Linked DNA regions of Homo sapiens: regions 2 and 3 are each linked to region 1. Evidence: chromatin loops called from intact Hi-C (ENCODE). Cell type or tissue: Calu3. All regions are shown on one strand. Each heading gives the region's core, and the rest is flanking DNA. Links, peaks and the distances in the headings are about the cores only. Region 1 overlaps LOC105375409 (a long non-coding RNA gene). Region 2 overlaps DYNC1I1 (dynein cytoplasmic 1 intermediate chain 1). Region 3 overlaps DYNC1I1 (dynein cytoplasmic 1 intermediate chain 1).

Region 1 (10,656 bases), core at 5,048-7,547:
AGGGCTGAGAAAATCCAATATCCAACACGAGTTCTCAGTATGGTTGCTCACAGGTTTCTTCCCACCTCTCTCTCTCTTAAAGGATCCATAGGACTTCAACACTCTAACCTCAGAAATATTTCCAGGCTGTGGGCTCATCCCCAGTTAAGACACAATGTGTTCCTCATATGTCACAAAGTTGCAGCAGTGCCAACCCTTACAAGGTCAGTTCCAACCCTGCCTTCTTCAGTAGTCTATATACTCTACTCTCCAACATCCTTCTGAGGATATCAGTACTTCCAAACACTTCATTTCTTTCTTCTGCTGAGGGACCTTGGAAATACCCTGAGTCACTGTCTGAGACTGGAAAAATCCTACCAGGCATGATATCTTTCTTCTCATTATTATCTGTATTCATGAGTGGCTGACAACAAACACATATAACACCACTGATTCTAATCTGACAATCTAAATTTGTGTTTTCAATATTCTAAATTAAAAGTACAATTTACTGGTTAAACTTTTGTTCAGTTCATGATAGATTAAAAACAAATCCTAATTTTTCCAGAGTTCATGCATACCGTGATGATCAACTATACCTAAGGGCTCTAAGACATGATTTTTCTGGCCTTAATTAATAATTTTTAAATATGGTCTCCAAAATAATTTATCTCAGGATGATTTTTTTCCAATCTTTTTACTTTTTTGAGCCCGAGTCTCACTATGTTGCCCAGGCGGGAGTGCAGTGGCAAAATCCTGGCTCACTGTAGCTTCGACCTTCCAGGCTCAAGCAATCCTCCCACCTCAACCTCCCAGGTAGCTAGGACTACAGGCACACACCACCATTCCTGGCTGATTTATTTTATTTTATTTTTATTTTTTGTAGAGATGGGGCCTTCCTATGTTGCCCAGGCTAGTCTTGAACTCCTGGGCTCAAGCGAACCTCCTGCTGTGGCCTCCACAAAGTGTCAGGCATGAACCACCACGCCTGACCCTTTTTTCTTTTCATTTCTTTTTAGTTGACAAATAATAATTGTTTATATTTATTGGGTAAATATTTTTATGTCAACTTTTATTTTAGATTCAGAGGGTATATTGCAGGTTTTTCATGTGAGTATATTGTGTGACACTGAGATTTCTGGGGTACAAATTATCCTATCACTGAAGCAGTGAACATAGTACATTGGGCAAACTTTGATGTTATGCTACATGTACACTTAGTGGAGTGATTAAATCAGACTAATTAACAAATCCACCAAGTCACATATTTGTTATTTCTTTGTGGTGAGAACATTCACAATTTTTTTTATTTTAACAATTTTGAAATATACAATATATTACCATTAACTATATTTCACCATACTGTGTAATAGATCACTGGAATTGATTCATCCTGTCTAACTGAAAACTTTGTATCCTTTGACTAACATCTCTCCTTTCCCTATCTACTCTCCTTCCACACTTATCCCCTGGGAACCATCATCCTACTCTCTATCTCTATGAGACCAACTTCTATAGGTTTCACATATAAATGAGTTCGTATAGTATTTGTCTTTCTATGCCTGACTTTTTTCACTTAGCATAATGTCCTCTACATTCATCTATGCTGTTACAAATGACAGAATTTCCTTTTTTAATGAAATAGTGAATAGTATTCCATTGTGTATATACACCACATTTTAAAAATCAGTTTACCATTGATAGACACTTAGATTGATTTCATATCTTAGCTATTGTGAATAAAGTTGCAATGATCATGAAAGTGCAGGCATCTCTTTCACACACTGATTTCAATTCCTTTGGATATATATTCAAAATGATTTTCTAAAATGTATTCCCTATTGTTTTGCCCCTTCTGCAAAGTAATAAACTTTTTCTCCTAGATTATTGATTTACCTTTTGTAATTCACTATGTGCTTCAGGCCCTGAGGAATCACCAAGAACACATTAAACTAATGTTGGAACCTCCTCCCCAGCTTCCCAGCTTCTATCTCACCTTCCTGACAAGGGGCACTAGTACACAAAGCATGTTCTGAGATTATGGCGAGCAACCATAAGAGGCTAACACGCAATTACACCTGTCTTGACCTAGGTTTCTCAAATAGCAGAGCCTGAGAAAAAAGCTCATGTGCCAATATCTTATTAAAGAGTGTGATCCATGGAGCAAGCATGAGAAACAATGGTAGTGAAGCAGGGAAGGCCAGAACAATGATGTGTTATGAAGTTGGCTGTCCATATGTGTGACTGATTGCTTAATCCCATGGGATCACTGAAATTATGAAATTTATCATAATCTAATCTAACTTAAAAATAAATATTGAATTCTTAGGGCATATGTTTTCTGACCACAATGATATTAAATTAAAACTCAATAACAAAAAAATGGAAACAACTCAAATGTCATTCAGTGGGTAAATGGCTGAGCAAACTGCAGCACATTCATACCATGAAATACTATTCAGCAGTAAAATGAAACAAATTATTGGTACACACAACATCTCAGCTGAATCTCTAGATAATTACACTGAGTCAGAAAAAATCTCCAATTTTACATTCCATGTGATTCAATTTATGTAGTGTTCTTAAAAGAACAAAATTATAGAAATGGAAAACAGATTAGTGGGTGTCAGGGGATAAAGCATCTGGGAGTTCCGGAGAAATTAATGTGACTATAAGAAAGCAACATGAGGGATCCTTGTGATGATGGAAATCTTCCGTAACTTGACTGTATGAATGTCAATGTTTTGGTTGCGATATTGTACTATAGTTTTATTAGGTATTATCATTGGGGGATAAAAGGTACACAGTATCTCTCTGTATTTCTTTATGCCTGTCTATGGATCTACAATTATCTCAAAAGAAAAAAATGTTCAATTTTTAAGATGAAAGAAGAGCCCTGTCCACAATTTATAGGATTATCATTATTCCAGTATCATTCAAGTGCCATAAGCAGAGTGTAACCTACAATCTTATTTGCCACCTGTATCTCACTGCATCAAACCACAGGTGAGAACTTCGGTAATTGAAATGCCAGAGGTTATGCCATGCTGCTGCATGACTTCAGGAATGGGTCCCTTATGGCCATCTGACTTGTGAGCAAACCAGTTTCAGAATCCCATCCTGAAGCCTACTCTAAAGGTCCACTACAAGTACTATAGACAGGTTCCCCAATATGCAGAGCCTGAGACAAAGCTCAAACTCCAACACTTTATTGGCAGCTATGATCTAGGAAGTAAAGGTAAGAGATAGTGAAAGCAAAGCAGGAAAGCATAGAAAGCTAATACAAAGACGGGTTGTCAAGTTGGCTACCACCATGGATGACTGGTTATGTGATAGTCAGAATTCTAAAGATCTCCCCGAAGATACTCATCACCTGGTTATTTAACCAAACTCAAATATAGGCACTACTATGAAAGGGCTTTGCAGATGTAATTAAGGTGACTAAAAAGCTGATCTTAAAATAGGGAGATTATCTGAAATTAATAGATGAGCCAGCCCAATCTAATCACATATGCTCTTAGAGGCAGAGAACTTCCCTAACTGGAGACAAGAGCAGTCTTGGAGACATGGCATGGATTCTTCCAGCAACACAAATAAGCTTGGAATTGGATTCTCCTCAGAGCATTCAGCAAAGAATCTAAGCCAGCAGATACCTTGACTTTAGTCTTCTGAAACCCAGAGCAGAGAAACCCATCAAGCCAACCTAGACTTGTGACCTAAAGTACTGGAGATAAAAAATTTGCATTATTCTAAGTCACTAAGTTTGTGGCAATTTGTTACAGCAGCAACAGAAAATGAATACAGCTTGATGCCTAAAAGTAACTCAGGACTGTACATCCAGGGAAAGAAAGGAGTGAAAATTTACTCATTGACTCTCACCTCACATTAGTGAAGGTTATTGCACAGGGCAATAACTGCCTTGATTATTCAGGGTTCTTCAGAGAACACACCACATGCACACACACACACACACACACACACTCACACACACATCTCTCTAGGTAGACGGAGAGAGAGAGAGATTTATTTTGAGGAATTGACTCAGGCAATTGGGAAGCTGGAAAGTCCAAAATCCCAGGGAAGACTTAATGCTTCAGTTTGAGTCCAAAGTTTATCTGCTGGCAGAATTCCCTCTTTTATGGGGGAGGTTAGTTTTTTTCTATTAAGGTCTTCAACTGATTGGATGATACCCTCCCTCATTATGGAAGGCAATCTCCTTTACTCAAAGTCTACAGATTTAAACGCTAACCTTATCTTAAACAGTATCTTCACAGAAACAGAATTTTACGTTGTGTGACCAGATATCTGGATACAGTGGCCTGGGCAAGTTAACACATATAATTAACCATCACACTGACCTACGTTTTTGAGTTATACATACATGAGTGCTCAGCAGTTTCCCATCCAGTTTACTATGATAATAGACCAATTAAAAAAAGCCTTGGGCAGGAAATAATCCAGTGTGAGGGGCAGGCCTGAGGCAAAGTGCTGCCAGGCTGCACATAAAGGAGCTGGCCAAAATGCAAGGTTGTTTTCATGCTCATCCCATAAAAAGAAAGACCAAGGAGCAGAGAAAGGAACAGCTTCATTTTTCTGGATCCCAGACCTACGGCACATCCAGCTGTGACTCTAATTTGCACAAAGGCACCATATGTGCTAGCAGCAGTCCAACTGAGGTGGCATAATGAAGGTCAGTGGGGTCAAGAAGGCAAGATTTGTCTGAGAGAGTTAGCAGAGAGATACCAGAGCAACAAGGCTGATGATGGAACATGGCAGAAGAGAAACCTGAGGCAAGAGGTGCCATCTTTTGGCCTTGGTGTGAAGTACAAAATAAAGATAATGATAAAAAGCTGGTCTCCTTAAAAAGAGTGGCTGCTTGTAGCCTGGGATGCTTTCTTCCACCACATCCACTTCTCTCAATAGATGAGTTGTGAGGTTGGGCAGATTCCCTAGGTACTCTGAGGCATTTAATTTCTTGTTTTACTTTGAATCTCAGCGTGTTCCATTCTGAGAGGTTATTTTCCTCTCTTCTTTGACACAACCTCACACATCTACATCCAGACCCATGGACTGGGTCCTGAAATCTGGAAATCCCCAGGCTAGAGGGACAGTATCTTTGGAAGATAGATCATCCTCTCCTGTGTGGTGGTGGGAGGCAGTCCATGGCTTCCCATCCTGAACCCCACCCTCATCTGAAGAATCACAGGGCACCAACCCTCAAGTATTGCTAACTCCCTGTCTTCTCTCATTTGCTATTCTGGATCCACCACTTACTGGCTGGGTGATCTTGGGCCAATTGTCTGACTTTTCCTTGCCTTTTTCTCTTCATCTATCAAATGATGATAATAAAAATGCATACAGTCAGGCATTGTTTAATCATGAGGATACATTCTGAAGAGAAATGCATTGCTAGGTGACTTAGTTGTTGTGCAAACATCACAGAGTGGTACCTACTAATAGGTATAGCCTATTACACACTTAAGCTGTATGGTAGAGCCTATTGCTCCTCGGCTACAAACCTGTAAACCATGTTACTGTAGTGAATACTGTAGGCAATTGTAATACGATGGTAAGTATTTGTGTATCTAAACATAGAAGAGGTACAGTAAAAATACAGTATTATAATCATATGGGACTACCATCCTATATGCGGTCTGCCATTGACAGAATGTTGTTATGCAGTGCTTGATGGTACTTTATAGAATTGTGGTTTAGCTTAAATGGGCTAATACAAGTAAAGTGTTGGGAACGGTGCCAGACCAGAGATTAAAATCAACCTAAAATATAGAGTACTGATTAAACGAATTATAATTTGGCCATATAATAAAATACCATGCAGTTGTTTAAAAATAAAGATTTATAAGATATATTAATGTTGAGAAGTTGCAAAACAGCTTGTATAATATTCGTGTAGAACAATATGGCAAAGCAATATATATTTATATTTGGTTGTATATGCATAAAATTACTCAGGGAAGATACACAAGAAACTAATAATAGTCGTTTTTCTATTTGGGTCATAAAAACTAGGCAAATGGGTGACAGTGGTAGAAGAGAGTTTTTTCCACTGTATATTTTTATATGTTTTGAATTAAGAACCATATAAATGTATTATCTACTCAAAAATAGATCAAATACTTTAAAAACAAAATATAAAAAAGGAATAATTCTAATTAATTATTGGATCTAGGAAACTGTAAATCCATATGTGAGGGTCATGATCCTGAAACGTAGGTTTCATACATTAGATGATTAGGCTTCTTTCTTCTTTGAGAATTTCTGATCAATTGCAGTCCTGAGTCATGAATGCCTGAGCACTCAGGGGACCTATCTCATGGCAAGGGTGGCACCTGCAGGACAAACTGAGAATTTGTTAGTTTATTTGCTGAGCAGAAGAGCACTATAGCTGGAACATAGCTGGAGGTGGGTGATCATGGATTTCCCATTAGAGTTGTTAGACAAAGAAGTTCCATAAACACTGATGGAACTACTGCAAGCAAAGGTATGTTTAATTTAGGGCATCCAGGAAAAGTGCTTCCCACTTACTAGTTGTATTTTTCAGTGAAGGCATTTAATAGCCTCTGGAATATTATTCTTTCAGGTGTGAAATATGGATCATGAAGCCCATTTTTTAGAGTTGTATGGATTTGAAATGAAGTATCTGAAGTTCATCATCCAGCTCCTAGCACACTCCCCAAGTTCGATAACTACTAGCTATCAGTATTGTTAATGGCCACTGTCTGCCCACTGCTTCTGTTTCAGCCAGATACTCAGCTTGGTACCAATCAGCCCCTTCACCACTTTCCAGATGAAATCCAGTTACCCCATGCACGACATGATTTTTGAGGTTACACTTCAGAGTCATGCAGAAGGGTCACCTGAGCAGTCATCAGAATCCCTTCCAGGGACCTTCTCCGTTGTCGCATTCAGCTCCTGAGACTCCTGTGTCCTTGCTCCAAGGCTCTCCCTGCCTTGTCAACTCCCTGCCTGCGCCCCTTCTCTGACTTCTTACTTATTCAGAGCGACGTCTCTCTCCCACTTTAGACTTCTGTCAAATGAAAAAACACATCTGGACCTAAGTCAGCAGTGACTTTATTCAAAAAGACTATTGCAATAGGAAGAGGAGAACTATTGAAATCAATGGAGAAAATGCTTAACTGTAAGGTCCATATGCCTCTCGATGGTCAGGCAGAAAGGGCTTTTGTTTTATAAGGAAGAGTAAACAAGGCTACAAAGAACTGGGAGAAGGGGAATAGGACAAGCAGGTGTCGTGATCAGAGAGGTGAGCTGGAAGTATCAATTCTCTGAGGTCCAGAGGGGTTGTTATATGGAATTGTTCCAAATTCCAATGCTTGCTTAACCTCCCAGGGGACAAAGTTTAGAGGTCTGCAGGAAGGAGAGAAGCCTGACTAAACTTTCCTTGGTCAAAGTAAGTTAGCAGCACTTTGCTCAGTTGATCAAATCAGAAAATCATATGATGCAGAAAGTTGGTCAGTGGGGAAAACAGTTCAGCTATTATATCTTTTATAAGATTAAAAATGGGAATATGGAGAACTTGTGTCTTGTCATAGGTAAGCAAGGGAGTCTTATCTAAGTTTGGGGAAGGGTAATTCTTTGCAGTAAGCCTTTTTCTGGAACTTGGAGGATGGGGGCAGTTCTCAGCTGTTGCAGTGTTCTAGGAACACTTGGATCATGAAGAATTCAAAATCGTCATTTCCAAAGTAGCACCTTACACTACACCTCCAACTACTGGTTATTTGGAGCCATTTACTTATCATTCTCTGCCTCTGTTTCTTCACTTCTTTGTATTTAGGAAAAAATAATTACTAAATTAATTATGCATTTTTAAACTAACTGACAGCAAGAGGAATTTATCTTTACAGTTATAGAAAGTTGCATACATCAGAATGTATTTCTCTTTTTTTTTTTCTTGCTTTGTTTTTTTGAGATGGAGTCTCACTCTGTTGCCCAGGCTGGAGTGCAGTGGTATGATCTCTGCTCATTGCAACCTCCGCCCCCTGGGTTCAAAAGATTCTCCTGCCTCAGACTCCTGAGTAGCTGGGATTACAGGCTCCTGTCACTGCCCCCGGCTAATTTTTGTATTTTTAGTAGAGACAGGATTTCACCATCTAGGCCAGGCTGGTCTTGAACTCCTGACCTCATGATCCAGCTGCCTCGGCCTCCCAAAGTGCTGGGATTATAGGCCTGAGCCACTGTGCCCAGTTGGGAGAATATATTTCTTAAAAAGAACATTCTTGTATAGAATCATAGTAATATTATCCCCCAAAATTAATGTTATGATATTTTATAATGTCCAGTCCACATTCTAACTTTTCTATTATAATTGTCCTCCAAATGACTTTTATTGCTTTATTCTCCCTCTTGAAACAATAAACAATCTAAGTTCACGCATTGCATTTGGGTTTTATGTCTCTTCAGCTTCCTTGGATTTTGCTACTCAAAGTGTGATTCGTGAATCAATATTATCAACACCAAGTGGAAATTGATTTGAAATGCAGAATTTGAGGCCCTCCCCAAACCTATTGAATCAAAATCAACTTTTGAACCAAATCTCAAGGTGATCTCTATGCACTTTAAGGACAGAAGAACATGGCTCTGGCACATTGCTCCCACATTTTCCCCCAGGATACTGAATTTTTGGAAAGTTGAGAACAGTTATCTTTTTTTTCACAACTACTTTTACAGTCACTTACCTGAATATAAAAGTCACTTACATCCATTTTTGGACATTTGGAAAATGGCAATTTTATGTTCTACTTTGTTTTTCTGTTTCTGGGTGTGCTTTAGTATCTTTAAAACATCCTTTTCCTTTTTTCTCATTTTTTCTTTTGATCATGTAGGTAATATATAAGTACTGCTCAAAGAAAAACCTTAGCCAGATTAAACTTGACAGAGTTCAATTAACCAAAGAGCGATTTGAGAATCGGGCAGCCTCAGGAGCTAGAGTAGGCTCAGAGACTCCAGGGCAGCCATGTGGTGGAAGAAGATTTATAGACAGGTAAAGGAAAAGTGAGATACAGAAACAGTCGGATTGATTATAGCTTAGCGTTTACCTTATTTGAACACGGTTTGAACGATTGGTCCCCTTTGATTGGCCAAAACTCAGTGATTGGCATAAGAGTAGGTTACAGTCTCCATTTAAGTTATAGTTTACTATATACAGAAAAACCTTTAGGCTGAACTTAAGATATGTAAGGAGAAGCATTAGACTAAACTTGATTTAATAGTACATTTTTTATTGTAAAACTTCAAATAATTTAGAAATCTACAAAGAAAAGTCTGCAGCCTTCTTTATGGTTTTTTTTTTAATCACTTTTATTTCCGTTTTCAGAGGTAACTACTGTTGACTGATTGATACTTATCTGTATCATCCAGGATTCAGTGAAAGAAGCAGAATCATGATAAGAATTATGGAAAGAGGAATTTTTTTTTAGTAGGAATTAGATCTTACAAAAATGTGGGCAGTACTGGAGAAGCAAAAGTCTGGAAGAGGAGTCAGATAGCAAAGTCCCTAGCCAGAGTGCCTAGGAGCAGTGGTGTAGGCAAGCCAAACCCTAGGCTCGCACGGAAATTTGAGCAGCAGGCATGTTCAACTAGCAAAGCGGGATCAAGAACAGGAGCTCGTGTGGAAGGCTATGCATGGGAAGCTATTACCTCTGCATAACCACCTCTCTGTGGATCCGTAGCCAAGCATCTTTTGATCAGCTGTGGCTGCTATTGGATATCAGGGCAAGACATAAGAAAGAGCAGATGGACATGGAGGTTTGACCTATTGGCCAACACCATATCCAACCACAGTGACCTTCTGAGAGTAATGGCTGCTCTTTTGCTTCTGCCTTCCAAATCTTATATAAGTTCCCTCATGGCCAACTCTAACCTCGATTGAAAAAGAAAGCACAGTCCGGGTGCAGTGGCTCACGCCTGTAATCCCAGCACTTTGGGAGGCCGAGGCGGGCAGATCATGAGGTCAGGAGCTCGAGACCATCCTGGCTAACATGGTGAAACCCGTCTCTACTAAAAAATACAAAAAATTAGCCGGGCGTGGTGGCGGGTGCCTTAGTCCCAGCTACTGGGGAGGCTGAAGCAGGAGAATGGCGTGAACCCGGGAGGCGGAGGTTGCAGTGAGCCGAGATCGCACCACTGCACTCCAGCTTGGGCGACACAGTGAGACTCCGTCTCAAAAAAAAAAAAAAAAAAAAAAAAAAGAAAGAAAAAGAAGAAAGCACAACCCAGCACTGCCTCCTACCCAGCCTGAAGGAGTCTATATGGATGTGCATTCTTTATAGAAATGAAATCACACTGTGATTTTTTTTACCACTTTCACAAAGTCTAGGTCAGTTAGTACGTATTACATATGAAACGAAACTCCCTCTTTTCACATTTTTGCATCTCCTTAAGATATCATTTTCAAACCATTGGTGGTATCCCTTCGTGGTTTATGGACTTAATTAGTGTGTCAAAAGCACCATTAAAAAGGATAGACTAGAACAGGAAATATAAAAGTGTCATATCCCTCTGTAAGGATAACTATTGCTTTGTCAAATGTTTGTTTTAGTTAAATATGTGTGTGCTGTGGACACAGCCTGAAATATATATCTTACTGAAGGGAACAGCAGTTAAGAAAAACATTGCCTTTGAATGTTTTTTTCTTCTTTC
Region 2 (10,656 bases), core at 4,812-7,311, 71 kb before region 1:
ACATCAAAGAAAGCAAATCGAGGAGCAAAACATGAGGGACATGAGTTATAGAGATTCCTGTGGCTAATGCAGGTTATTGCTAAGGCAATTCTGATGCTCTCAGTCTAAGAAAATAAGAGTCAAAGCTACCTGCTGCTAATTATTGCTCAGTTACTTCATACACATAAAAAACTGCTCTCTCATTTACAAATGGCAAGGGATCAAGTGGGTAAATCAAACCCACCTCTGGGTATAGGGCTCCTCCCTGTCTGATCATCTACATGTTCCACCACACACCAGCCAACTCTCGGCTTCACTCTACCCAGATTTAGGAGCAATCACAGCTCAGTCTCTCCCCAGCCCCATCCACTGCAATCAGTTGCACTTTTGCACCTCCTGCTCAGCATCCTCGGAGCAGAGTCCCATATTCAGAACTCTTTTTCCATCAGTGGCATCTCCCCTTCCTCACTCACTGTCACCCAGCTTCATTGCCAAATTCACACATCTTATCTCCCTCCACCCCCACATCATAGCCCTTGTTCTCCTGCAAACCCTCCAGCTTTACTATCACTGAACACAATCCCCATTTCACCCCTTGTCTTTCTTTGTCAAGCCAAGTTATACTCACCCCAAAACAGATGTCTCAAAGTTCAAATCAGCTACTACATTTACCCTAGACTCCATACACAAATCCCTAGAGCCTGCTACATTTTTTCAAATTTCAGCTCTCTACTACTGATTTTCCTTTTGTTCTTTGATTTACCCTTTATCCTCTGCTTAGTGTTGTCACTACAGCTCATCTCCACTTATCCTCCCAAATGTCTCAGTTTTGATCACTTTGGCTTCAGCACATCTCTGATCTAGTAAGCTGTCATTCTTTTGATCCAAACAAATGAGTCAATATAAGTAAAGAGCTAAACATTATGCCTGGCAAATACTAAATACCCAAGAAAAGTTGTTTCTCCTTCTCCTCCTCCTCCTCTTCCTTTTCTATCATTATTACCATTAGTTTACCCTGCCCACTCTTGCCCACATCACCAATTGCACCCTAATTCAATAACCATGTCATCACTCAAAGTTCACTGCAATCATTTAAAAAGTGTTACTGTGAGAATTACATGAAAGACATGGGACATTACTGATTTAATAGCAATACATTTAAAGTAAGGAAATCCAATCTGTGTTCCTAGCCATTCTAAAACACTTCAGAGCAAGTAGTAGGAGCTTCTCTATCTAAATGGGTTATAAAATGGAAGGCATGTGGGAAAAGGGATGCGACTCAAAAAAAAAAAAACTTTTTAAAAAATTAAGTGTAGTCATTTAACTCAACAGTAAAAAAAAAGAAAACTTCTCAATTTTTTCTTCTGAACATAAGAATTACATATCAAGCTGTCCCCAGCAGGCATCCCCTGCACCTTACCCACTTCCCCCAGAGGATGGGTTGGTATATGAAGACATGGTTTCTTCTCTAGTTAGGAAGTTAGTTACAGGGAAGGTCTCTCCTGCTATTCCATTATACAAATGGCTCACGGTCCTAAGTTTCTTCTTTTTTTTCTGGGACAGAGTCTTGCTCTGTCACCCAGGCTGCAGTGCAGTGGCCCGATCTCGGCTCACTGCAACCTCCACCTCCTGGGTTCAAGCGACTCTCCTGCCTCAGCCTCTCGAGTAGCTGGGACTACAGGTGGGTGCTACTGGGCCCGGCTAATTTTTGTATTTTTTGATAGAGATGGGGTTTCGCCATGTTGGCCAGGCTGGTCTTGAACTCCTGACCTCAGGTAATCCTCCTACCTGGGCCTTCGCTGGGGTTATAAGCATGAGCCACCACACCCGGCCCCTCAGTTTCAATAGAGGAAAAAATGGGGAGAGGAGGGAGGCAGGAAAACATGAGAGAAAGAAATGTGGATACTGAGGAGGGAGGAAATAAAACTAAAATCAATTTCACATCTTCTCTTGCCTTGCCAGGTTCCCCTACATCTCCTTTACATTTCTTATGTCTGCATATATCCATAGAGAAAGGAAAATGTCCAGCTTTTCTCGAACCCAACAATGAGCTCTATCACCTTCATTTTATTTCTGCACATATCATCATGGTATAGTTTGGTCCTATTTAGAACAAAGTGTCTAGCAGAGGAGATGCAAAGGGTTTAGTTCTGTTTACACAGCTGCAGAGTAACAGCACCTCCCAAAGCTTAGCTTTTGAACAATATAGATCTCTATTTCCTTTCGGTTGTCTAAGTTGGCAGCCGTTTGGGATTCCATTCCTAATGCTGGCATATGCAAATGTATTTTTAAGCTTAAAGTCAGAATCCTAGGAGGTTTAAATCACTGCCCAGCTGTTGCCAGACTTATTGAAAAAATACCCAGAAATAAGTTTTCTTTTCCTGCCTGAAAACAATTGCTCTTGTCAGCTCTTCACTATCATATATTGAACTTTTCATCTGCCACAGATACGTGTAAGAAATTTGATCTTTCACAGCCCCATTTCACCTGCTTAGTGTCTCATAAAATGCAGCTGCCTCTTTCCACTTGGATGGGAGGCCAAGGGATGATACAGACGACCACCGTGAGCCCACTTTTACAGCTATAGCTCAGTCAAAAAAAAAGAGGGTGATAGACATCTCAGGAGGGAGTTGGCCAGTGAAAGGAGGGTTATTTTCTAAATTTTTACAGCCATCAGTACACTATGAAAACAAAATTTTAAATAAAATCCACCTTATAGTAGGACGATGCTCAGGACTGTTCTACTAATACCACAGAAGAGCAGTTCTCAAACATTTTTATCTCAGTACCCTGTTATACCCTTAAAAATTATCAAGGACTTCAAAGAGCTTTAGTTTATGTTTTTATGTAGGTTATCTATTAACATTAATCATGTTAAAAATCAAAACTGATAAAACTTTAAGTATTTAATTATTTTAAAATAACAACATACATGTTATTTATTAACATTTTGTGAAAAAAACATACAATTTCCAAGACCAAAAAAAAAGTAAGATGAGTGTAATTCTTTTACATTTTCACATATCTTTTTAACATCTGGTTTAATAGAAGTCAAATGCTTTCTTATAGCTGCTTCTGCATTCAATCTGTTGTGATATGTTATTTTAGTTAAAGTATATGAAGAAAATCTGGCCTCACACAGATATGTAATCTGAAAAAGGAGGAATATTTTAACAGCCTCTTCAGGTAATTGTGGATATTCTTCACTATTATACCAAAAGTCAACAAATAGCAGTTTCTTAAAGGTTAGCGGCAATGTGAATATGAAACCATATCAATCAATGAACTTTTTGTACTCTGTTACATTAAAATCCATTGGTCTATCCTAAACGTTGAATCGATCTTTTACTCATGTATGATTTTATAATGTCATGAATAGGTTACTTGGAAAATGTAACTGGAAAATAATAAATCATGCAGACCTTCCAAATATTGACACATTATATTATATCTGAAAATCAAATTTAGTAACTTCATCGCCAATCTTTTCAGAAGTCTTTAGGTGACATAAAACTGTCAAGCTCAGGATGGCCCAAAATTCTAATTTTTGCTTGAAAGCTCAAACTTTATCATTAGCAACAAATATTGTCAGTTGTGTTCTTGAAGTGACAAACTCACACCATTGATTTTTGAGAAAATGTCTACCAAATACTGAAGTCTGAATCACCCTAGCTTGTCAGTTGTTCATGTAAAAAATAGTGTTTCTTTTTTTTTAAGGCCGCTAGTTTAGCTCACAATTCAAATTACTGTACAAATGTTTTTCCTCAAGACAACTACTTGGTTGGTAGCAGAAGGCTTTGCGTGTTCCCATTTGTCACACAATAAGACATATACCCAAGAGTAGACATTTAATGTAACTAATTTTTTTTCTGCTTTATGAAGGACATTCTTAAGTGAAGCTGAGTTATTTTTTTAAAAACTGTGCATGTAGCAGTGAAATTTGGGCCACTACTAGTACAGTTTGGTGCTACTGCCTCAAATCACGTTAGAATACCAGCAGTTTTACCCATGATTGCTTTAATATCATCATTGCAAATGTCAACACAGTAGAAAAGACAGATAACATTTTAGTGTTATTATGAAAATAGCTTTGACCTTACAGATCCCTAATGTTTCTGGGGAACCCCTAGGGGTTCCCCAGCTTAGGTTAAGTCAACTGTGACTTAACCTAATTCTGATAAGATAGAGTTGATTCTAAAGCCTACAGAGACATTTACTTGACAAAATTTTGCTAAGTGTTTATATAAATAATCTAAACAGAGGGAGTTCAGGCTTTTTTTAGGAAAAGAAATAGTGAAAGGCAGACTAACAAAATCACTCAGCATTAAACATTCAAGTTAGAGTCAAAAATTCCACAAACTATGATTTAAAAATACCTGGGAGATCTGAGTAAGACTTCTAGATACAGCATAAAGAAAACTAGAGTTAGGAGGAAAGTGAGGCCTTAAAGAAAAGACCCTATAGAGCATGGTGGCATGCGCCTGTAATCCCAGCTACTCGGGAAGGCTGAGGCAGGAGAATCACTTGAACCTGGGAGGTGGAGGTTGCAGTGAACCAAGATCGCGCCATTGCACTCCAGCCTGAGCAACAAGAGTGAAACTCCGTCAAGAAAGAAAGAAGGAAAGAAAGAGAGAGAGAGAGACCCCATAGAACAATGTGTGAAAGATTTCTCACTTGCCTAAGCCAGGTAACAGGTAAGGAAGACTAACTGAGAAGCCACTTTTCATTCCCCATTCTCCTTCTCCCCTCACTAAACACACACACACAAATGGGCGTTAGCCTGGTTGTAAAGTGAAGTAAGACAGTTGTTAATGAACTATAGATTTATGTTTGTGTGATTTTTTTTATTCCTTTGTCCTAATTTTGCTGTAGGCTGCTTTTTTTTTGGTCTTAATTATATTTAATTTTACAAGAGAAAACAAAGGGTGATTTTTACAGACCTCAATTATATCTAGTAGGCTTCTTCATATCACTGAGGAGTTTGCAAACCATCATCTTTGTTCACAGAGGCATTTTTAATTCATTTTACTTTTTTAAATTTAACTTTTATTTTTAAGTTCAGGGGTACATGTGCAGGTTTCTTATATAAATTTGTGACATGGGGGCTTGTTTTATGGATTATTTTATCCCCCAGGTATTAAGCCTAATTTCCAGTAGTTATTTTTCTTGATCCTCTCCCTACTCCCACCCTCCACCCTTCAACAGAGCCCAGTGTGTATTGCTCCCCTCTATGTGTCTATGCCTTCTCATCATTTAGCTCCCACTTACAAGTAAGAACATCTGGTATTTGGTTTCCCATTCCTGCGTTAGTTTGCTAAGGATAATGGCCTCCAGCTCCATCCATGTTTCTGCAAAGGACATGATCTCGTTCTTTTTTATGGCTGCATCATATTCCATGGCATACATATACCACATTTTCTTTATCCAGTCTACCATTAATGGGCATTTAGGTTGAGTCGCTGTCTTTGCTATTGTGAATAGCATTAATAGACTGCTTTAATAATTACAATTATACATGTTCATTTCAAAACAAGAACTTCAAGGATTATATAATCCAGTACCAGCATTTTACCCATAAATAGGGAAACAGATATAGTCATACACATTTACAACCATTAAATGGAAGAGTTAAAATGGAAATGTCAGACTTCCTCATTATTGGGCACTTTCATTAAATAATGCTTTCCTTCCAGTGTTTACTTATTCAAGATTTTACTAATTTAAATCCAAAGAAAGCTCTTAAACAAAAAGCCGTTATGATGGATGCTGATCAGTCTACTTCCGGTCCAGTCTTGCTATCCCTCTGTATCACCACCTGGTGGCATCACATGTAAATTGCATGAGAGAGCTGACACCAGAAGGAAAAGCATTCCTCTGAAATTCCCATACACCCCATCAAAGCCAATACTGGGTAGTCCCAAGCACTGCAGGAGTTTCATTTACATAGGAAGGACCTATTTGTGGCTGTAGAGAACTACTATTTTGGAGGAAAAACTATCTCAATCCATACACACAGTTGAAACATTATGTTGATTTTTCTAGGTTCCTCTCAATTTTATTCATATTGGGTAAATTCTTGACTAGGAAATTCAGAAATTTTTCTAAAATTAAGCCTTTAGTATCACTCTTGCTGAATTTGTGACATGTATTTAAGACTGTTGTGTCTACATATTGTCTCTAGTCCTATTTTCACTGTTTTATGATTCTGAGCTACCCAAATTGTACTACTTTAACTGTAACTTGAGCATTGGCAATTGCAGCACATTAAACAGGAGAGGCTCTCGAGCCCTCAGTACAGAGGCCCATTATGCTAGAGAGAAAAATCAATCCATAGGGTATCTGCCCTCTCATCTAGTTAACAGAGTAGAGATGAGAGCTCTTAAATCTTAAAGGACTCAAAAGCCACTGTCGTCTTTGCCAAAAAGTTTGGAAAATTTTTGTTTAATTTCTGACCCCTATGGTGCATTCCACCAATTTAGAGATTCAATATGCTTCTCTTTGGAAAGGAAACTGTTCCCCAATTAACAGAATCAGCCATTCATTTCTTAGAGTATCTTCCTTCAAGAAACACTCAGATGATATCAAGAGTCCTTAGGAAATGAGAATCTCAAGTAGAATCCTTGAAAGAGTATAAAACTAAAGATGGAACAGTTTGGACAACTAGAGAGCAGTATTTTGGAATTGGGTCACTGGAAATTAGGGCAGAAGAGGAACCGGAAAACAGAATCAGAAGAAAGGAGATGGGAGCCCTCTAGGCACTGTCACAAGGATAACTACATGAAGAAAGAAGTAAGGACTTGCAACAGGATCCTCAGGAAACACACAACCTTAGGTCAAAACAGATAGGAAAGATAAATCGTATACTTAGGCCAAGTATCAGGCAAAGAAGCCAAACAAAGAAAGCTACCATGACTGCACTTTATATAACAGGAAATTATGCATCTGTGCGCCTAGAGGTTCTAAAACATTCATTGAGTAGAAAGGAGCTGCTCCATCTCAAGCGGCACTCCCAAGGAGCACATAGAAAGGGGTGGATCCTCCATAGAGCATCACACAGCTTCCTTTGGAACTCACACGGTGGCTCTTCAGCATCACATTGGGCACATAGTAGGCACTGAGTAAACATTGCCTGTTACGTAAACGAGTTAAAGATGGCCCCTGGACATTGGTCCCTATGCTGTTTACTTCTTCACAGCAGGCTGGGACCATTAGCTCATAACCCACTGGCATAAAACACAAATTCTCACACATCCAATTGGTTAAAATAGAGTTCAAATAAGCATATTTTTAGCCATTTAGACTCTGTGTGCAACCAACATCTGCTAGCCATAGATAATACAAACCCTGTGGCTATAGAAATAATTCTAAACTGCTGTTGCTCTTTGGAACTCTCTGACCCAGAGACTCCCCACCTTGCAGCTGAGCAACATCACCTAGACCTATAGGCCGCAACTTCCATTCCCTTCTGCCCTGGGAGTTCCCTTTTCCTCTTCCACTTCTGGGTGGTGGCCTCATGCTGCTGTCTTTGGGAGGTCTGCCACGAGAGACTTCCTCTCATCCAGTCCTGTCCAAGTACCACCCAATAAAGCTGTTTTGTAATGCTGCCATCTTGTCTTTTCCTTGGTCAGCCCCAAATCCTCGAACTCACCACACCCCACAACCAATTTTCAAGTCCTCCCAATTTGACCACCTAATATTTACCAGCTTGCCCTCTCTGATCCATGTCCTTTCACATTGCATGAGGCCAGTCTTCATCATTGCTTCTGACAATTGCAATACTCTCCTAACTCATCTTCCTCTGCTAAACTTGCGCCCTGATGATACGTCCTCCACGCAATATCAGGGTGAGCTTTCTATCACCAAATCTGATGGTAGTGTACCCATCAGATTTGGGTGACAGAACACTGTTTAAAACACTGTTAGAAAATATGTCCCAACTCCTTACCATGGGCACATGAGATGCTCTTATTTCCCACCTCTCCATCCATATATCCTTCCACTCCCTAGTTCACAATTTACTGGCGCATACCAAGTGGTTTTTTTTTGCCTTTGTACCTTTGCAAATTCCAGAAATGTTATTCTCACCATGTTTAACCTGATGCCCCCTATTCATCTTTCTGTCTCAACTCAATCACATCCCCTCCAGAAAGCCTTCCTAGGGCATCCAGTGTGGAGGAGGAAAAATATCTTTTCCTTCTACTTATCTTAGGTTCATTGGCTGAGACTCCTGTAATGAAAGACAGATTAGAAGGAGAAAATCATACAAATTTATTTAATGTAAGTTTTACATGGTATGGGAGGCTTCATAAGGAAATGAAGACCCAAAGAAACAGTTAAACCTGAATGCTTTCGTAGTAGGCTTCATGAAGAATGAAGAGTTGTGGGGAAAACATTGACTGGCCAAAACAAGTATTATCTAAGAGTAGCAACTAGGGGAAGCATAGCCTGGCCTCTTCATTCAGATTCCTCTCTGTATCCTGTGTTTTCAGAGATAAGGATGCACCCTCCCTCTCACATGAGGGTCCTTTGACTTGCTTCAGAGAAGGGGAGGGGACGGTCAGAGAGACCTTCCTGCACATGCCATTTCTCAAGTTCCTTCAGCTTAAAATATTCAATATGCCAAGGTGCCTTATTTTGGGGTACCATGTCTAAATCCCAGCACAAGACTGGATCATGCACCCCTCACCGGTGCTGTTAGAGTACCCTGCACGTAGTTCTGCTGGAACATGTACCATAGTGCATGACTACACTCTGTTAATGTGATTCTTCTCCTCCTGTTAGACTTAAAGCTCTTAAGACAGGGGCCATGTCTAATTTACTTCTGTACCTTAGTGCCTAGCACTGAGTGCTCAATAAATGTCTCTTGAATTGCTAAACAACTATTGGAGACATTATGTCCATATTGTGCATATTTTCACTAAAATTTTGAGAACTTTCCAATCATCAATAAATTGACTCAGCATTCTATGCTTTTAAAGGACGAAAATCAGAGAAATTTTTCCTCATTATGCAACAAATCTTTCTTCCCATAGGGAATGGCGGGGGAGAGTCATTGTCTCACTCATTAGTACAAATGTGCAACAAACACATACTCCTAACATTGTCTCATCCATTCAACTATCTTTTACTAAATCACTACCATTATATATCTATTGATATAATTTTTCCTGCCTGATTTACATTTTTAATCTCTGTTTTCCGACTCTAAAAGGATGATTTAGCAAAATCCATTAATTTATAATTGACAATCTCTATTGATTATCTCAACGAATAAATTCAGCAGTCTTGAATTTATTGCCCCAAATTCCTTGAGGATAAATTATCATGTTGATGGCTGGGCTTTCTCTTTAACAGTGATGTAAAAATAATCTATGCTTTAGAACAGAGCCATCTATTGCGCTTGGAGCTGTTTTCTCTGAGTTGCTAAGATGATAAATGAACATGTCTAAAAATAAACTACTCTCAGGTAACCTGGCAGACTGATCTTTAAAATAACTGATAACAAGCAAATCTTTAGATATGACTAGCTTTAGCTTTGACTCTGAGTCCTTGGCCTGCTGTATGATAAAGGAGCCAGATTCTCTGTGCAACAAAGTTAAATCAAGACAACATGGGCCAGTAGGCCTGCCTGAAATGGGCACTCTCTCTCGATAGAGGATGCAGGCAAATTTAAGCCATCCAGCTGTTTTTGCAACCCCCAAGTGAGCACAAATTTAAACTATCATATTAAAGGAAATTTCTATCAAGATACATTAATCACAATGAAGGAATAATTTTAATTTCAATAATAAATTTAAATATTATTTAATTCAGATAATAAAGTAAAATTAGATTTTCCTAAAATAGATCAGCATTACACATGCTCACAAAAAATCAATTTATTCTAATCTTCTAAAACTATAAATTAAGAATATCTTCACATCTTAAGACCACTTAATTCTCTCTCAAATTTACTACAAAATACGTATGAATTTGTAATTAAGCCTACCTAATTTTAAGGACCACCAATCCCTGTTGGGGTCATGATGAGTGGAAAAGCACATGCAGAGAAGAGGCCTCTAAGGTAATACTCTATCCTCACAACCAAAGCAAACAACTTTGGCATGTGAAGATCCAGGATTCAAACCCAAATTCTCCACAGCACATGCTCTCAGCCACTTAGCCACTGCATAAGCCTGTAGTTGTGTTTTTTTGCATCTTCTCTTGCCCCACTCTGTTGGCCATATCATCTCTATTGATTTATTCTACTTATCTTGTATTCTTTCTTCGCCATAGTCACCCACTTTATGTCAGCAGTTTTCCTTCTAATGTTTGTTCAACAGATGATAAAGAATATAACAGCTGAGGAAAACACAGAGTTACTAAAGATTCCATAAGTCCATGTAGTCTGTGGTTACCACCTTGCTCACAAGAAAGCAGTGAAAGAAAGTTTCCAAAAAGTAGGTTGACTCAACAAATCAGAATGGAGGAAGACCAGACCTGAGGAAAGCACAGGTGAGTGGTGCTCCCAGGCAGAGGGGGAAGCATGGACAAAGGTGGGAGGTAAGAAGAATGACCAGTTTGTGGGACAAGTAATGAGATATGGATGGAACAGTGAGTACAAAATGGGGTGGAGGAAGACGCAAATGGAAAGGCAGTCAGAGACCAGATTCCAAAGACTGAGTGAGCAACCATCTT
Region 3 (10,656 bases), core at 4,469-6,968, 150 kb before region 1:
GGGGCAGTATGAGAAATGCTAATGTCTTGCCTCTTCCAGGAAGATACAATAGCTCTCCAAGTGGGAGCTGGCAGGAGAGGTAGCCCTGTGTTTTCTGCTGCATCCACCTGAAGTAATTTCCTTAAAGCTGAATTGGGGGCAAGGAGGGAATGGAGTATGGTTCAAATACCATAGAATCTTCCTGTTTTTACCAAGTTGTGATTAGTTTTATTAGATAAATGTTTTTCTTTTTTTCTTTTTTTTACTTGCTATATGCTATTAGGACTGCTCCCAGATATTTTAAATAGTTGTGCGGTTTTGTTGTTGTTATCATTTTTACCAATTTTACTGGGAAGTAGATTCATGGACCATCTCACATGCCCCATGTGCTCTATCTCTTGTGTCTACTTTATGCTGGAAGTGGAACCTTAGATGTTTCTTAAGTAAGTCAACATATCAGTTGTTACTCTCCAGGGAATTAAAGGTTTGCTATGCCTTGTAATATTATTTAGTTCTGCTATTTCTTGACTGTGTCATTGATTATGAGAGGTAGGCAAAAATAATTTTTGTGTGTAGCGGGGCTTATATTTGAAAATTATTAATATGCTTTTCTGTTTGTCTTTGTGAATGTAATGATATTCACCCTAGTGTACCTAGGGCATTTTTTTTGCCAGTAGAGAGATTAGAATTTGATATAGAATGAAAATAAAACAGCTAAGGTAAAACTCAGCTTCCATCTCAAAACATTGAATTTTGTAATCCCACTGTAGTTTGAGAGCCAAGTTTAATTGAGGGAGAAAGGATATTCCAGTTTTTTTCCTTACCATTTAAAATATCAATAACTACCAAGATCACTCCTTCTGTCCAGAACAGTAAAACCTTGAGACTCCATGGTAGAATGAAGATATAAATTGAAGGAAGTTAAACAGGGGAATTTATTTCCAGATAGGAGCATTTCGGAAGAAGAGACAAAGTTTCAGATATATCTGGATTTTCACTTTCTGGGGGAAGCATTAGGAGAGGTGGAGTGTTAAACTAAGAGGAGGAATGAGCACAGGGTTCTTGAACCACACTCCTTTTTTGGGAATCTGAAAAGAGACCACCATGCAATAGATCTTATTCACCATAGGCATCTGAGCCTCCCTGGGGGTGACTGGCATGATAAGACTGAGAAAAGAACAGGTGAGGATCTCCCTTAAATATTCTGAGGCATGGGCACCAAAGCGAGAGTCAGTATGCCAAGAGATCTGCTGTGGTGGATAAAGGCATGGCATGGGCTGAAGGTAGACCTCTAGGATGGAGAAAGGACAAGGCATCAACTCAAGGTCTGGAGACCATGACAGCTGAGAGGAGACTAAATCATCAAAAGAGAGATAGCCAATGCTCCCTAGGAACATTGCCAAACTAAGCCAAAAGAACAAATCACAAGTTCACCAGCTACACACTCTAACACAGGGTGCCAGTGCCCAGGTGGACAAAGGACATCATGCCAGAGGGCAACAGATGTCAGCCAGCATGCTGCCAGGGACTAGCACAAGGCCAGAGTCCCTCATCCTCCCTATCTCCACCAAGGCCATTAGATCATGTAAACCTCATCTTTCTTCCCTCTACAATTGACCATGATCTCAGAGAGAGATGCAGATGAGAGGGGGACTCTATGAATTTGGGCATTTCTACCCAAGATTAATGGAACATACTAACAGGGACGGTTTAAAAGATGAGAGTGAACTAAAGTTGTTTATTTTGTATATTTTCTCCATGTCAACTAGTGGTATTATAAATGGCTGCAGATAAAATAAAGGAACTGCATTCTCTCGGCACCTCTGATTTATAAGGTGAGTAAATTCTAGCAATGCTGCAAGCGTAATAATGTATATGAGTGTGCTGAACACATAATAAATATTATTTTTCTCTTTACCTCCCTTTTTTTTCTTTTTCTTACACCAAAGTGGGCATTTTTCCAATATATATTCTTGGCCACTTAGCATCCAAACACCCATTGTTCTAAAAGGAAGGATATAAAAATAGATCAAAGTTGAGTCATAGCATCCCCAAACATTATGGGAAGCTGAACTTGGGCAGTTATTTCTCTGCCTTGTCCCTCACAGCTGACACAGGGGCATGTAACCTAGTCCTGGCTAATGGACTCCCTTGAGGGAACACTGTCAAGAGGCAGAGAGAGTTAGAGGTTTCCAAGCCAGCAGTGACTACAGAGTTTAAATCATGAGCCTAACAGAGAGTATCCAGTGACCGGAAGTCAGGAGGCTCAGGTCTTCTAACCAGGAAGGTTAACTGGTATGATCTTGCTGTGTTAGCTGCTGTCTTAGTCTGCTCAGGCTGCCATGAAAAATAGCATAAACTGGGTGGCTTAAACAAGGACAATTTATTTTCTCACAGTTCTGGAAGCTGGGAAGTCCAAGATCAAGGTGCCAGCCAGTTCATTTTCTGGTGAAAGCTCTCTTTCTGGCTCGCAGACAGCTGCCTTCTTGCTGTGTCCTCACATGGCCTTTCCTCGGTGAACACACACACAGGGAGAAAGATCTCTCTCTCTCTCTCTCTCTTCTTTTTCTAATAAGGCCACCAATTAGAGATCCTACCCTTATGACTTCATTTAACCTTAATTACCTCCTAAAAACCCTATTTACAAACATAGTCGTATTAGGGGTTAAGCCTTCAATATATGAATTGTGGGGATACACAATCCAGTCGATAGCAGCTACCTAATTTACTTTTTATTTCAAACCTAATGCTCTGGCTTTTTTTTCTTTTGTCAATTCTATCAAGTATCTCATATCTTCTCAACAAACCTTTTTTTCTGTTTAAACTTAATTAGAGTTAGTTTCTATTGTCAGCAACCACAAACTCAGTCTGGTACAGAAACTACCATCAGGAGATAGTCACGTGGGAAGCTGATGTTGGTTATCTGCCATAGCTGATGCTAAAGAAAATAAAAATTCAGTAAGAGTTCAGGAATGGGAATCTGTCAGCTGTAACAAATAGCTACATAATTTTTCTTCTATGGTGATCTTTAATGAAGTGTCCGTTGAAAAGAAGGATTTAGGGGATCAAATTTTCACTGCTATTGAATAGTGTGAGTGGCATGAAGAATTTAAAGACACTAGGATGAGGTGGATACTTCTAATGGGACTGGACAGCTGTAAGAAATAGATGACAGGTTGAAGTCTCTATATTTTAGATCTAGGCATAGACCCATGGACTTTCTCTGCTTGTGATAAGTATCTACAAAAATGTCAAAGTCAAATGCAAAGTTTAAATTCTGTGGGTTTCTGAATAAGGTCTGTGGAATTGCTAGTGTCACCAGGTGACTTATGTGAAAGTGACAGCAATGATCAGGAAATAATGGGAAATTGAATGTAGGTAAGAATACGGAGGCCTGGGAGTACCTCCAAACCATGTTCTACACTAAGCCTTGCTTGACAGCCAAAGACCTGCAGCCTTTCTCTTTGCATCTTCATCATCCTACCTCAGGGCTGAGCCAGTTCTCTATCTGTAGCCCTTGTCAATCTCACCTTCAACATGGAGCATCATGTCAGCAGGACCTGGAGAGGAAGCTGTAGCTGGTATCTTTAAGACCTAGTTAAGACATTATGTAGGCCAGAGGATGGAGGAAAAATCTTTGAAAACATAAGTACTCGCTACCTTAAGAAAGTCTCTATTGGTCTAGTCATCTGGTAAACTCCAAAGTATATGTGAATACCTTAATTCTCTAATATTAAGAGTCGAAATGCTTAGTGGGTCATTCTGGGTTTTGCAGGCAACATGTTCAACATTTGCACCTATTTATTCAATCCATTTACCCAGTGGTTTGAAAGTTTTTCTTTCAAATGGCTATACTACTTGGAAATTATGGTCCAGCTGACCCAATGGTGCCCCAAGTGTCTATGGCAAATCAAACAAATGTCCCTAAGAGGTGAGTCTCAGAAGAAGTGCTTAGATTTTAGAATAATAATGTGGCCTCTTTATTGCATTACTCTCCCTTTGAGAGAGATGTCTTGGTTTGCTACTGGGCCTGAGTAGAGATTAAACCTTGACCACAAGATACCAGGTGACTATCAAAACAAACTATGATTATGTACCAGGTTGTAGAAATTTCCTCCTCCTTCCTCCAGTGTGGCTTGCATCTTTCCAGCAGATTAAGAAATTCTCATTCCCCCAGGGGGAACATAGTGAACTTGGTGTTTCTAGAGATGTCTGGCATTATCTTTGTCGTTCAACAGCATTTCTTGGGTACTCAGGATAAGCCATGCACTCACTCACTATAATAAAGATGCAAAAGACTGGCTCCCTAAGCCCAGGACCTCATGGTTGGTACAGAAATGGGTTCATAATAGGCAACAGAGAGGCAGCCTTGGAGGGGACCATAATTTCGTTTTCCTTTCTTGCTACTTGGGAATAAAATTATGTGTTTCAAATATATTGGGGCAAAGGTATCCTTCTCCAAGTCAGTGTTGGCCATTCTTGGCCTTCTTTCCCTGCAGAGAAGGAAGGTCTAACCTTGTTGAAAGAACAGTATTCATGGAGAATTTATACTTAAATCTTGCTTATTTATATCACTGTCTGGAGTGTTTCTCATAACAGATCATTATGATCAAAAATTAATACTTACTATGATGAGAATGTTCATTACGGTGCACAGTACAGAAAGGATGCTTAAGCTTGGGCAAATCCAAAGTGCCTTCCCCTTCATTTTCAAAAGTAAAATGGGAATGTGTAAGAACTTGAATGCACTAGAATCCATTAGAGGCAGAACAAATCAATGCTCTGAGATCATTAGTTTGATTATCATTAAACTGTCCACAGTCAAACAATGACAAAAAATAATCAGCATGCCTTCTTACATTGTGGGCAACAGCAAGCCAAAGTGGATGTTATATATGCCAGAGCTTCAAATGTTAGCCACCCAAGAGCCTCATTGTGTCATAAAATTCCGTAGTTGTTTCCTGCCGCTGAAAGGCGCAGTTTTCATGAAAACATTGCCATGGCTCAAACCCCACAGTGGAGCCAACCCACATCTGCCGCATGGTAGAACCTCAGTGCCAACTGTCCACTGCTCCACGCAGCTCTCCTGCCAACCACCTCCCCACAGCAGGTGAAAGTGAGCACCAGCACCCTCTATGGCCGGGCAGCCGGGTGACTGCCGGCAGCCAAGGGTCAAGGCATCATCGCCTGTGGTGAGGGGCAGTTTGCTGAACCCAAATTGAAAGGTTTTTCTGTCCAAATCCATCCAGGATTGCTTAAATGTCAAGAACTATGGTAGCTAGCTTTGGGTTCTGTATTGTAATCTGAACCATGTAAATGCCCTTCACCACAAAAAAGCTTGATGGATCTTGTGAACAAAACAGAAAGAACTTCTGCCAATAGCTGAGAAATAAATTCCCCCTTTCCTGCTGCTTGGACCACAGCATAATGAGGGCTCCCAAGCTCTCCTTGCAGTAATAAAATGGAATGTACAGCCTTTTCCTTTTGATGTGCTCCAGTTTAAAACTTTAGAGCTGATGCCTTTTCATCCTTAATTTATCTTCCCTTGTAAATATTTCTTTACCACTTCCAATATCTTAAGTACACATTTTAAAAAATAATTCACTCCTTCTCCTATTTCAGTTGTATAACTTTATGCTATGGGTCAAGTTTTGGGCTAAATAAACATGCCTCCAGCTACAGCTCTGCAAATACCTCTGGCAGCAAATTAAGTCAAACAAATGTTTTGGTTGGGTGGTGAGGATGTTTTTTAACGATCTTCCTGTTCTTGTCTGGAGGCCCAAGGATAGACTAGGTGAACTCTCACAGGCTTTTCTAATTTTGTATTTTCTTTTTCTTTTCTTTCTTTCCCCCTCGCTAACTGTATTTTCAGCCACGTTAATATACAGGTCTCATTTGTTGGGTTGGTTGGTTTAAAAGCTCACCAGCAGAGGGTGCTACTTGTTTGCTTCTAAAATTCATTTCACTGGGGCTTGAGAAATGGAGGCCCTGCTACTGAAGAACTGTCCCCACAACAGCTTGTATAGGCAAGATTTTCAGAATGCCTAACGGCACCCCGGACTTCAAGGAATCTGATTCACTTTGCTTTTGGCGTTATTTATTTAGAACCAAAACTGAAAACCTGTAGCTTGCATAAACAAAAATGCACTGATTTTTATATTTCCGGTAAATCACTAAGGGGGAAATGCTAATCATTTTTGCATTTCATGGCTTTTGTCCATACTTACTACATAGCAACAAGGAACCCAGAATTCCAACATCCTCTTCACCCACCGAAGAATAAAATAACATAAAGTAAAAAGAGTATTTGCTTTGCTATAACAACGTTAGCCTCTAACAATGAAACTTTCACTTACCCTATTTTCAAAATACATCTCCCTCTTCTGCTTTTGCATAATCTTGCTTTGATAAAGTTTTGAATTCTAGGAAGTATTTATCAACTTCGACTTCTCTCATGAGTGTATTTTTATGATTCTCTGATACCCGTATGTGACTTTTTCACTTGATATTTTTCTGGCATACACAAAGAAGGTATGGAGTTCAATTTCCATTCACCTATGTGGAGTTTGCATGGGAAAATACTTTTAAATTGTGGTCAGAAACTCTCGTGTGTTGTTACCTCAATTGGCAAACCAAATCAGTGGTCAGCAAAGGTTTTCTGTAAAGGGCCAGGTTATAATAAAGATTTTAGGCTTTGTGAGCCATAAGGTCTCTTTCACAACTACTCAACCCTGCCACTGCAGCAAGAAAGTAACCACAGAAGTCAATGGTTGGATATAGCTGTATTCCAACAACACCTTATTTCTAGGAACAGGTGGGTGGGCTATAGTTTGCTAAGCCATGTAAATGATGAATCTTAATGTATGCTTAAGATTCTTAATGTATGCTTAATGTATTCTTATTGATAAAATTCAGCACTGTTTCTATTACATTGTTCTTTGATGATTTTTGTTCTCCTCACATGATTTCGATGTAGTGAGATAAACCTCTTTAGTTTATCTAATTTAAAGTTGCCAGGTCACTTGGAAGAGTATCACCGAGTTCCCTCTCCATAGCTTTCAAACTCAGAAGAGGCTTTGGCTTTCAGTGTCATTATGTTTGTATCCCATGAAGAGCTCTTATGGTAAGAGGAAATCAACAAGAAAGATGTTACTTCCCAGCGATTTCTCCAGAGATAATATGGAAAGTAAGCCAAAGACATAGTTTACCTTCAGACTGATGCGTGGCAAGAGGAGTCTGGGTCTCCTTTGAGTAGGACACTACTTCCCTTGGCAGGAAATCCACTTGGGTGACCTTTGACACGCCCAGTTTATGCAGTCTTCTTCTGTAAGTAACAAAGAATAAATGCTTAGAGAGGGGAGGCATTCCTTGCAGAAGAGCTATCAGTAATAAAAGAAAGCACTAAAACAAACAAACCACAAATACCCTCAGCTTCTGAGTGCAAGGGGCAGGGTCATGAAGCAGAACTGGCTCTGGGCTGGAAGTCAGGACACGTGGGCTCTTGGCCCACGTTGGCCCTAATAGGCTGGGTGATGTCAGATAAGACCCTCAGCTTTCCTATCTGTAAAGTCTTGGTCCAGCTTACAAGAGACCTCTTCCATTCTGAGCATCCCAGATTCTACTCAGTTAAAATTTATTGAGGGAACTTCCATTTGCAATACAGGATTCTAGTCTCTTAGGAAAGAAGGAGAAAAGGAAAGTAATGCTTCTTAAATTTGAAAAAAAAAAAGAGAGGTGGGTTCTTTAATGGTGTAACACATTCTCTATCATAGCAGTGAGGGGATTATATTTAAAGAATGAGTTTAACACTTCTCATTTCTGCAGAATAGGAACTAACACAGATTAGCATGTGAATTTGCTTGAAAGACACATTGATATAGCACAGATGAGTGAAAGGGGGCACTGGGCTCAGAGTGATAAAGCCTTAGCACAGCATTCCAGACCTAACCATGACCATGTAAGAAACCATTTCTGAATATTTATGTAGCACTTCAAGGGTTTTCAGGGGTCTTTAGATTCATTATGTTACGTGCCTTTATGACACCTCTATGAAGTATGTGGATAGATGTTATAATCTCCATTTTACAGATGAGGATAGTGAGATTCCGTTAAGAGATGTGCCCAAGTATATACAACTCGTAAATTGTAGAAGAAAGGTTATGAGTCTTGGTCCGTTGTTTTCCTACCAACTCGAACTCCTAACTAAGGTTCTTACTGGTGAGTTCTTGAGTTACTGCAAAAATCGAAGTGCCTCCTGAGACACCCAGGAAACATCCAGTCGTGGAGGTATAGTAGTATCACCTGGTGATTAAATACATAACCCCTAGCCCCACCATTTACCAGCGTGTGTCTCATCTTGAACAAGTCACTAATCTCTCTGTGCCTCAGCTTCCTCATCTGTAAAACGGAGACAGAGGTACTTTCTAATTGTTATGGGTAATGTCTATGTACCACATACACATAATGCATATGCCACATATATATTATGTAGTCATATGTACATAATTTACAAACATATGTATTTTAAAACAGCTTCTGGAACATTGTTTTTAGTATATAGTTATTATGTTATTAGTATTGGACATATTCTATTTCTAAAAATTTCCAGGCATGGAGTGCATGCGTCTCTGTGGGAGAAAAAGAAAAAAAAGGTATACTACCCATTTAGCCAAAATCTTGCATTCCCTAGCTCTCTAGGAGCAACAGAAGTATATTCTATGCATATTATTGTCCTTAATTGTTACTAGCGGATGGCACAGCCTTATTTCTTTTTCTTTAAATTATTATTAATAGGAATAAAGTGAGAAAATGCATGGCACAGTTAGGAATTTTCACATACAATTTCCCAAACACTGTAGGAAAACAAAAATTCTTCTTGTCTATGAGTTACTAACACAATTGAGATGAGATCTAAGATGTGCTCAAAGTAGGTACAAGCAAATAAACAAACAAACGCTGGTTAGAGGACAAGCCTCGCTGGCTGTCTCTGTGTTCTAAGTGACCGTGACTGGAGCCCAGGCTCCACGCAGGCCTGAACCACATGGGCCTGTTTCACTGGGAGCTCTGGGACACAGAATGCAAGAGAGTCCAGGCTGGGCCCAGGCTGAGCTTTGCACAAGTGACAAACCTTGCTCCCTTCTTACACAGAAATGGGGAAAGCACATACCATATATCAGAAACAAAATCACCAAATGAGGGAAAATCCTCAAAGTTTCAAAGTAAGACATTCAAGGTATTATTTTAAAACCTCCCTGGGTCAGAAAAGAATGTTTTCCTGCCTGAAGTGGGTCTTTCTTGAAGCACCTAAAGAAGAAAACATGAAAAGACATTGCAGGACTGCTTGAGGCAAAGCCTCTCCGCTGCTTAGTAGCCCAGTGTCTTTCTGAGGCCCCAGTAGATCAGTCTTTATTATAAACAAGGAAGTGGAAAATAATCCACTTCAAATTGAGGCCACCTGAGCACAGAGAGATCACCCTAAACCCTCAACTGCCCTGGGCACCTGCATGAGACCCAGGGAGCTCCAGCTCTGGTTAAGTGGTAGCTACCTCTACAGGCAGGGATTTCAGGGCATCCTGCTAACATGACGTAAGCTGCAGCCCTATCTCGTTTGGGACCAGCAACAGGTGCTGGGCAACAGGAGGCTGATGTGTAATTTGATACTCCACCATGGCGGACTGAAACCAGCAGGTGAGACCATACAGCACAATGGTGATGTCATGCACTCATTCTGAAACTGGGTTCATAGTTCTGCTTTGAACATACAGCTGAATGGTAGGGGAAAACTTTGGACAAGTGACAAACTTCTCTAAGCCTCATGTTTCTTATCTGTAAAATGGGTACCTGTCATTGAGTTGTGAGGACTGAATGAAGCTAATGCTTACATAGCACTTAGTTTAGTGCCTGGTATATATCAAGTGGCTCTTGGCTCAAGCAGCTCTACTTTATCTGTTCTGATGATTATAATAATGTTTATATTTGTAAAAGAAAATCAGAGAAAGCAGATTTAGGAGTGTCCTACATTAAAGATTCCTTAAGATAGTAGAGTTGAAGATGATCTCTGACAACAAAATGAGAATCATACTCCTAATTTCTTTATATGGGCACATGGATAGGATGTGGCTGCTTGGGAGAGTTCATTTGCTTTTCCTTAACTTCTTTTCCTTTGAAACATCTGTTTTCAAAACGTAGGTGGAGTAAGTGTGTTTATCCCACTAAAACAAAACCTTTTCTTTTCTCAACAACCATTGAAAAGTTTCAACCAGTTTTTCACTGATGCTATGTTTGTGAGTTCAGGGTCTGACTTGTACCTAAGACATCAAAATAAAAGCTGAGTTGTCATCATTAGGTTTTCCCAATGTACTGATCATCTGACACACTGATAAGCTTGTGGTTCTTCTGGCTTGAGGGTGAATCTGTCTCAAATAATTTATAATTTTAAAGCAATTCCTTATAACACTTCTTAGAGGGTACTGGTAGATTACTGTATCTTTCCATATGATCTCTGGATGGATGAAGCTGCATTTATATCAAATGCTTCTATTCTTTGTGCCTATTTTGCTGCTGTTTTAGTAACCAGGGACTTACAATATGCCAGACGCTTTTCATACATCATCTTATTTTATCCTCATTAAAATTTTATCTCATATTCCAATTTTACAGATGAGAAAACTGAGGTTC

What was found. Hi-C counts contacts between places; a loop is a spot of excess contacts. Peaks named below come from ENCODE experiments on the same cell type or tissue, not always from the same donor. Only the 100,000 strongest peaks of a DNase experiment are listed, where the experiment ranks them.
Region 2: it touches region 1 in a loop (2.1-fold over the local background); 10 of 110 quality-filtered maps call a loop at or near these places.
Region 3: a loop joins it to region 1, with 14 times the contacts of the local background. A loop is called at or near these places in 92 of 110 quality-filtered maps.

The regions. Positions count from the first base shown.
Region 1 is chr7:95,719,450-95,730,105 of GRCh38, reverse strand. It overlaps LOC105375409 (a long non-coding RNA gene), which reads right to left. Exons shown (of 4, transcript XR_927774.3): 4 at 10,205-10,656. Among named protein-coding and RNA genes, the nearest start is that of DYNC1I1, 48 kb to the left of the region's middle. In Calu3, for the core only: no CTCF peak of the experiment used is centred there; a DNase peak (open chromatin) is centred at 6,325.
Region 2 is chr7:95,790,258-95,800,913 of GRCh38, reverse strand. The region is part of intron 1 of DYNC1I1 (dynein cytoplasmic 1 intermediate chain 1); the gene reads right to left. Among named protein-coding and RNA genes, the nearest start is that of DYNC1I1, 23 kb to the right of the region's middle. RefSeq lists an enhancer at 6,923-7,217 and a silencer at 6,923-7,217. In Calu3, for the core only: a CTCF peak has its summit at 5,801; no DNase peak of the experiment used is centred there.
Region 3 is chr7:95,866,530-95,877,185 of GRCh38, reverse strand. DYNC1I1 (dynein cytoplasmic 1 intermediate chain 1) reads right to left here. Exons shown (of 17, transcript NM_001135556.2): 6 at 7,188-7,303. Among named protein-coding and RNA genes, the nearest start is that of DYNC1I1, 99 kb to the right of the region's middle. RefSeq lists an enhancer at 9,491-9,600. In Calu3, for the core only: a CTCF peak has its summit at 5,933 (motif pointing right); a DNase peak (open chromatin) is centred at 5,915.